Linked DNA regions of Mus musculus: region 1 is linked to region 2. The links are chromatin contacts, found by Hi-C or POLR2A ChIA-PET in ENCODE. All regions are on one chromosome and are shown on one strand. Each heading gives the region's core, a stretch centred on a gene start or an enhancer-like site at or near the end of the contact. The rest is flanking DNA. Distances are from core to core; before and after follow the strand shown. Region 1 holds the start of Prdm1 (PR domain containing 1, with ZNF domain). Region 2 has its middle 21 kb from the start of Mir1929.

Region 1 (3,963 bases), core at 356-2,855, 78 kb before region 2:
TCTCTGTATATAGCCCTGGCACAAGAGCAAGCTAACAGCCTGTTTCTTCTTGGTGCTAGCGCCCCCTCTGGCAGAAAATGAAATAACAGGTGGACCTACAACCCCCCCCCCCCCCCCCAGTGTATTCTACTCTTGTCCCCGGTATAAATTTGATTGTTCCGAACTACATAAATTGTAGAAGGATTTTTTAGATGCACATATCATTTTCTGTGATACCTTCCACACACCCCTCCCCCCCAAAAAAATTTTTCTGGGAAAGTTTCTTGAAAGGAAAACAGAAGAACAAGCCTGTCTTTATGATTGAGTTGGGCTTTTGTTTTGCTGTGTTTCATTTCTTCCTGTAAACAAATACTCAAATGTCCACTTCATTGTATGACTAAGTTGGTATCATTAGGTTGGGTCTGGGTGTGTGAATGTGGGTGTGGATCTGGATGTGGGTGGGTGTGTATGCCCCGTGTGTTTAGAATACTAGAAAAGATACCACATCGTAAACTTTTGGGAGAGATGATTTTTAAAAATGGGGGTGGGGGTGAGGGGAACCTGCGATGAGGCAAGCAAGATAAGGGGAAGACTTGAGTTTCTGTGATCTAAAAAGTCGCTGTGATGGGATGCTGGCTATAAATGGGCCCTTAGCAGCATTGTTTCTGTGAATTGGAGGATCCCTGCTGAAGGCAAAAGACCATTGAAGGAAGTACCGCATCTGGTTTGTTTTGTAATGAGAAGCAGGAATGCAAGGTCCACGCTCTTAATAATAAACAAACAGGACATTGTATGCCATCATCACAGGATGTCCTTCCTTCTCCAGAAGACAGACTGGGGCTGAAGGAAAAGCCGGCCAGGCTCAGAACGAGCCCCACTAATTACTGCCTCCAACAGCTTTCCACTCACTGCCCCCAGCCCAACATCCCCTTTTTAACTGGGAAGCATTCCTACTCTCCATTGTACGCACACGCTCGGAAGCCTGGCTGTGGGTTTGGGCATGAGAGGCAGGGACAACAAAACCAGTATATATGATTATAACTTTTTCCTGTTTCCCTATTTCCAAATGGTCGAAAGGAGGAAGTTAGGTCTACCTAAGCTGAATGTATTCAGTTAGCAGGAGAAATGAAATCCTATACGTTTAATACTAGAGGAGAACCGCCTTAGAATATTTATTTCATTGGCAATGACTCCAGGACTACACAGCGAAATTGTATTGCATGTGCTGCCAAAATACTTTAGCTCTTTCCTTCGAAGTACGTCGGATCCTGTAATTGAGACACCGAGTTTAGGTGACTAGGGTTTTCTTTTGAGGAGGAGTCCCCCACCCCGCCCCGCTCTGCCGCGACAGGAAGCTAGCGATCCGGAGGACTTAGAATACAATCGTAGTGTGGGTAAACATGGAGGGCAAGCGCCTGCAAAGGGAAGTAAGAAGATTCCCAGTCCTTGTTGAAATCCATTTGCAAACAGAGGAAGCTGCCGCGGGTCGCAGTCGGTGGGGGGAAGCCCTGAACCCCACGCTGCACGGCTGGGCTGGCCAGGTGCGGCCACGCCCCCATCGCGGCGGCTGGTAGGAGTGAATCAGACCGTCAGTATTGGTAAAGAAGTCTGCGGCAGGGCAGGGAGGGGGAAGAGTAGTCAGTCGCTCGCTCACTCGCTCGCTCGCACAGACACTGCTGCAGTGACACTCGGCCCTCCAGTGTCGCGGAGACGCAAGAGCAGCGCGCAGCACCTGTCCGCCCGGAGCGAGCCCGGCCCGCGGCCGTAGAAAAGGAGGGACCGCCGAGGTGCGCGTCAGTACTGCTCAGCCCGGCAGGGACGCGGGAGGATGTGGACTGGGTGGACATGAGAGAGGCTTATCTCAGATGTTGGATCTTCTCTTGGAAAAACGTGTGGGTACGACCTTGGTAAGGAACCAGATTCTGTCTTTAATACGATTTGAAACCTTTTATCCCTTTTTCTTTCTTCCTTTTTTTTTTAACTTTTCTTTTCTCCCCCCTCCCCCTTTTAAAAAAAAAAAAAGAATGAAGCCTCAGTAGAAACCAGCGCTTCTGTTTTAGTACGCGGAGCACTGTCAAACATTTAGAAGACTTTTTTCCTCCGTATGAATCATTAACCCTTTCAGTTCTAGACATAATTGTCAATTCACTGAAATTTCAGTAGTGGTTCTTGTCCGCTTCGCCACTCGCTGCCTTTACATTACTGTAACTATCCCGGGTTGACTTAGGTTTTCACTTGTATTTAACATCGTTTGTTCCACATGACCTTACATGTTGGAACTAAATAAGAATGAGATAGTTTAAGTTGTACCCGGGACAAGGACAAGTAAGCATCTTTCCCCTTCTCGGAGCGTCCTATCTAGGGACGAATTGTAAAGACCAGCTCCGGAGAGGGACTCCCGCTGTACTGTGTTTACATTTTCACAAGCGCGCGTTCTAACATGGTTATCCTTATTCCTAATTTTTATCTGCGGCGTCTATGTGGGAATACGTTGCAGAGGCTGTTTTATCTTTCTTGCTTTTCCTCTTTGGAAAGGACTTTTTCCGAGGGCAGATAAGAGGAGGATCCCCAAGTCTTCTGTATAACTTTAGTTACAGTAAACTGTGCCACTTCAGTGACTTCTGGGAATTCATGCACTTTCACATTTAAATAGAAAGTGCTATTTGTGGCTGAGGGCTCCTAAAGGAATTCTCTTCAGGGAATTCTATTGACTTTTTTTTTAATATGTTTTGTTTTTAATTTTTCTATCTGGCTCGAGATGCCCACGGATTAAAAAAACAAACAAAACTGCTGGGTGTTTCCCTCTTCCCCAATTTTTCTTTTCCTGTGGTCCATGGGAGCTCGGGAAGGCTGGTACTCAAGGATGCTGGCAGGATGCAACCCCTCTCAGGCTTGCCTGCTGGAGGATGAAAGAGACTGAACGCGCGCGCGCGCGCGGCAGAGGGAGGGGACCTAGTTGTTTTGAAAGTTGCTTCGCTAGGGAGCTGGTGGGAAAGTTCAGTTTTCCCCATTTGGAAAAGGCAGACTGGGTTCCGCTCCTGCACCACACGTGTTTTCCATTTTTAGCTTCATTCAGACGCAGGCAGCGCCCCTGCCTCTTCCTCCCCTTGTTTGTGACACTTCTCTGAGACAGCTTTTCCACAGCTCTGAGGGTCTGGCGGCCATGACCCCGGGCGTCCCGGGACACAGGACGCAGCAGCGCCCACAACACATTTCTGCCTTGAGTGATAAAGCCAAGGATTGTTCAAAGGTAGCTGTTCTTTCTCTCCCGATGAGGTTAACATATACATATACGCTTTTTTTTTTTTTTTCAGCCAAAGGCTGCATTTTAAAACCGTGCTTCTTCAAGGCAGTCTACTTTACACGGCTTTGGACTCTTACTCAACTGTACAAGTACTCCAAGCTTTTAAAGTCTTCAGAGCACCGTGTTAGTCATAGCCTCTAAGAGGGAGGCACAGGAGCGCCGGACAATGGGGATTAAAAGCCTTTCCCTTCTCTTCCAGGCTGCCCCCAAGTCTAGCTCCGGCTCCGTGAAGTTTCAAGGACTGGCAGAGACTGGGATCATGAAAATGGACATGGAGGACGCTGATATGACTTTGTGGACAGAGGCCGAGTTTGAAGAGAAGTGTACATACATAGTGAACGACCACCCCTGGGATTCCGGCGCTGACGGGGGTACTTCTGTTCAAGCCGAGGCATCCTTACCAAGGAACCTGCTTTTCAAGTATGCTGCCAACAACAGCAAAGAGGTAAGCCGGCTGCCTTCTTGAAGTCTGACTGGCAATTGGGCCAGCTCTCCTACTACTATCTCTGAGAACCGTGAGAATTTATATGCATTGGCAAATAATTGATCGCTCCAGTGGCTGTTTTCCTTGCTTTCTCTTCAAACCAATTCCTATTCATTTCTTCCTCCCTTCAGCTGTCCTATACTAATTAGTAAACAGTTAAATTTTTTGGCAAGTTGACATGTCTTGGGAAAGCTAA
Region 2 (3,871 bases), core at 741-3,240:
ATTCTGAAATTTACAGAGATTCCCCTGCCTCTACCTCCCGAGTGCTGGGATTAAGGGCATGTGCCACCGTTACCCGGATTTATTTTCTTCTTTCTCTCTTTCTCTCTTTCTCTTTCTCTCTTTCTTTCTCTTTCTCTCTCTCTCTCTCTCTTTCCTTCTTTCTTTCTTTCTTTCTTTCTTTCTTTCAATTTTATGTGCATTGGTGTTTTGCCTACATTATGTATTTGGAAGGGTGTTTGATCTCCTGGACCTGGAGTTATAAACAGTTGTGAGCTGCCATGTGGGCACTGAGAATTGAACCTGGGTCTTCTGGAGTTGCTCCCAGTGTTCTTAACTGCTGAGCCACCTCTTCAGCCCCTAGAAATAGTTCTTTTCAAATTGTGTTTTGAAACTGCATTCCTATGTAGGAAGATCTCTGCTGTATTTTCCCTTTTCTTCAGACCATCTTTGCATAGTCCATAAACATCAATACTTTCTCAGTACCCGAACTGGGCCTCTGAGGCCACTTCGAGGTCTTTACGGACCAGCAGCCTCATGCTTTGTGGCTGCTCTCTTGCAGGTGTCGTGGGAGGGTGCGCCCATGGGAGGTGGCTTCGTTTCGCTTACCACTGTCACAGAATACCAGAACCGGTCGGTACCGGATAGTGAACCGACTATGTCTCTGCTCAGGGTTCTAGGCAAGTTCGAGACTGAGGGGTGGCAGCTGCCGAGGGCCTTTGTGTCCAGCATCCTACAGCAGAACAGAGAGGAACGTGGCTGGAGGCCCCTTTTTTGAGCATCCGTTCTGTTCTAAACAGCTTAATCACCTTTAACTGGGCCCCAGCGCCGGACCGGCCCTGCTGTGTTGGGAGTGAAGCTTCTCCACTCAGTGGAACCATGACTGTGAATTTTAACCACTTGCACCTGAAAAAAAAAAAAAAAAAAAAAAAAAAGGAAGAGGATGCTGGATTAGGTGCAGTTCCTTTCTGGGACTTGGAACGTTGCCAGGAGCCTTGGCTCACTTTCCTGTCAGCCAGCCTCTCTGGCTCTGCAGACAGGCCAGGGCAGGAGATGCCTGTAGAGACCTGTAGGCAGACAGCTCAATGCAAAGATCACTTTCACTGTGTTGGCTGGGTGCTGGCTGCAAGCAGAGCCCCGGGCTGCTGCCAAGGGTTAAGGTAGCAAACCAGCAGTAAACGGAGTGCTTGGCAGAAGCCCAGCCTCTGAGACAGAGACAGGCTTAATTTCCATCCTTGGTCACAGTTGCAAAGGGACATTGCCACTCAGATCAACAAATCTGGTTTGCATGTGAGACATACAAACCATTCTTTGCATTGTGAAACAGAGTCTAAGAAGGTCCTATTCCCGGAAACCTCGAGGTGCCTCCCCTCCCAACTCTTAACATCCAGGTTACTCTAGCTGCTCTGAGTGAACCCTGACCTTTGAAAGGGGGGTATAATGCCTCCGAGAAACCCCAGGCCTGACTTCAAGCAGATCTTTATATAAGAACTGATTGCACAAGCCTGCATGTGTGGGGCTGAGGGAAGAAAAAGGGAAGAGTGCTTTCTGTGTATGACTGAGACCCTGCTATTCGTTTGACTTGGATGTTTCAGCTGAGCTCTGTCGATTATGAAGATAGTCATATATGTCAGTACTAGAAACCTCCGCTCGCAGTTGTACGAGCAGCTGCCCCATCCTCCCGCTCTAGCCTTGCCCTCCTCTGCAGTGAGCAGGAAGCAGAGACTCAGAGAGAGTTGGGCCTTGGCAGCTGGGAAGTGGTGGGGCATCAATTCTGCCCTCATAGCGAAGGGCAAGAGTGCTGGTCACATGGAATCCGGAGATGGCTGTGTAATGTGGGAGACGCTGAGTTCCATGTTCCCACACTGTAAGTCATGATGACACTGTTAAAAATGACGGGTGGGCGGCGGAAAGTGAAAGAAAAAGAACAAGAGGGAACAGAAACCGACCAGACGCACAGAGGATCAGGCGAGTGTAAGGAGGAAGGCACGAAGACAGGCTGGGGGAGGGGTAGCCTGGAAGTCAGTCAGGGAAAGGGGAAGGCAGGCAAAGGAGACTGGGTAGGAGGAAGAAACCAGACAAAGAGGATTGCGATGAGGTAGACACAGAGACAAGACCTTCTCCTTGAAAAAAAAAAATGTCCTTTTCCAGCCGAGGGTGGAGGCCAACCACGCCCCAACCCCTGCCTGACACGTCACTTTCAGACCCCGGCTGCAGGGCCAGCCGGAGAAGTCCCTCACCTTAAATCTGTCTCTGCTTGTTGAAGAAGGCCCGAATTGAGATGGAAGGAGTTTGTGAGACTTTCTGGAAATAACAGAGGAGAAAAGTAGAGAGCCATGTGCTTGGCAGAACCCTCTCGAGAGTCCTCAGACAGGCTGCGCCCGTTCTGCCCTTCACCTCAGGAGTGGTACCAAGCTCTCTGGCTTTGGTCTCCAGAAATCTGCAATCTGGGAGGGATCAAAGGTCCATATGGAGAGCGCTGAACAGCCACGCTGTTGCGCAGACAGTGAACACAGGCAGAAAATACCAATGGAAGATGAATGAGAGAAAAAGATGAATGAGATGAACGAGACCTTTAAAAAGATGAATGACCTTTTAAATGGACAATGGCTTTCTTGACAATGTCACAGAATTTTCTTAACTGTGGGGGAATTAGGGTAAACAATTTGGTCAACTATGGAAACATGGACAACTGGACCAAGAAGGTCCAGTGTGTGGGCTTGAGAACAGCATAGCAGAGCCAAAGCAGAGAATCCCATCACTAAAGCCAATCTCCAGGTGAGCTGGCTCAACAGAAGTATGGCATTGACCTTTAAAAAGTTTTTAAAATTAGCACTCCCCAGAAGTTATACTTATCATTAAAAAGCAACAAACATTGCCTAGACAACTCTGGCACAGGCCAGCTTGCAAGAGGGCCAGGCTTAGCCTCATCTGTCAGGTCGGACAGACACAGACTTCAGAGGACAGCTTGAGATCAAAGGTTGCAGGAAAAACTGAAGATGATGGAGGGTAGGCAGACACTGAAGGAGACTGAGGTGGTGGTGGTGGTGGTGTGTGTGTGTGTGTGTGTGTGTGTGTGTGTGTGTTTGTGAGAGTGTTTGTGTGTCTCTGTGTGAGTATGTCTGTTTGAGTGTATCTCTATGTGTGTGTGTGTGTCAGTGTGTATGTGTGTCAGTATCTGTGTATCAGTGTGCATGTATGTGAATGTGTGTTAGTGTGTCTGTGTGTGTCACTGTGTATATCTGTGTGAGTGTGTGAGAGTGTATCTGTGTGTATGTGTGTGTTTGTGTGTATCTGTGTCTGTGTGTGTCAGTGTATTTTGGGAGTGAGGTGAGGATATTCAACATGTAGTTGACAAGAACATGAAGCAAGGACAATGACAACCAAACGTTATGGATTTGTTTGGTTTTTCAAGACAGGGTCTCATGTATGCCAAGTTGGCCTTAAACTTGGCCTCGGCTACAGAGCCTCCCAAAACGGGATCACAGGTAGAAGAAGCCATAGCACCTTGTTTTATGTGGTGCTGGGAATGGAACCCAGAGCTTTATGAATGCCAAGCAAGCACATACCAACTGAGTTACATCCTCTGCCTAGAACAACCAGCATTTATGGGGTACAAACTGCCAGGTGCTTTCTCAAGCATTTTGTATGTTACTTGTTCACATAAACTCTTCTATTGTCCTATGAGGCATTTCCTGTTAACTGTATTTTATACACAAGGGAACCTGACTATTCCATGGGAGTTAGCTCAGTGTTCTATGTTCTGTAATTCTTAAATCTGAAGACATATAAGAATCAATGTTTATGTTTATGGGTTGGTTTATGTTGTTGTTTGTTTTTGGTTTTCTTTGGGGATTTTAATTTTTAATTAAAA

What was found. Hi-C counts contacts between places; a loop is a spot of excess contacts on that map. ChIA-PET counts read pairs that join two places held with the same protein, here RNA polymerase II (POLR2A).
Region 1: a loop to region 2 is called in a map of T-helper 1 cell, with 2.9 times the contacts of the local background. The contact joins the promoter of Prdm1 here to the enhancer-like site in region 2. A Hi-C loop is called at or near these places in 9 of 37 maps with a recorded cell type or tissue (CH12.LX, T-helper 1 cell, T-helper 17 cell and 5 more). POLR2A ChIA-PET finds 5 or more read pairs at or near these places in 2 of 5 experiments (both embryonic stem cell).

The regions. Positions count from the first base shown.
Region 1 is chr10:44,456,390-44,460,352 of GRCm38, reverse strand. It overlaps Prdm1 (PR domain containing 1, with ZNF domain), which reads left to right and starts at 1,605. Exons shown (of 7, transcript NM_007548.4): 1 at 1,605-1,886; 2 at 3,483-3,728. The coding sequence starts at 1,845.
Region 2 is chr10:44,378,775-44,382,645 of GRCm38, reverse strand. No RefSeq gene overlaps it. Among named protein-coding and RNA genes, the nearest start is that of Mir1929, 21 kb to the right of the region's middle. Within about 2 kb of position 1,990, at least 1 of the 3 ENCODE cell types and tissues checked has a DNase peak (open chromatin) inside an H3K27ac peak, as active enhancers do; it is heart, where a contact is called at or near this core.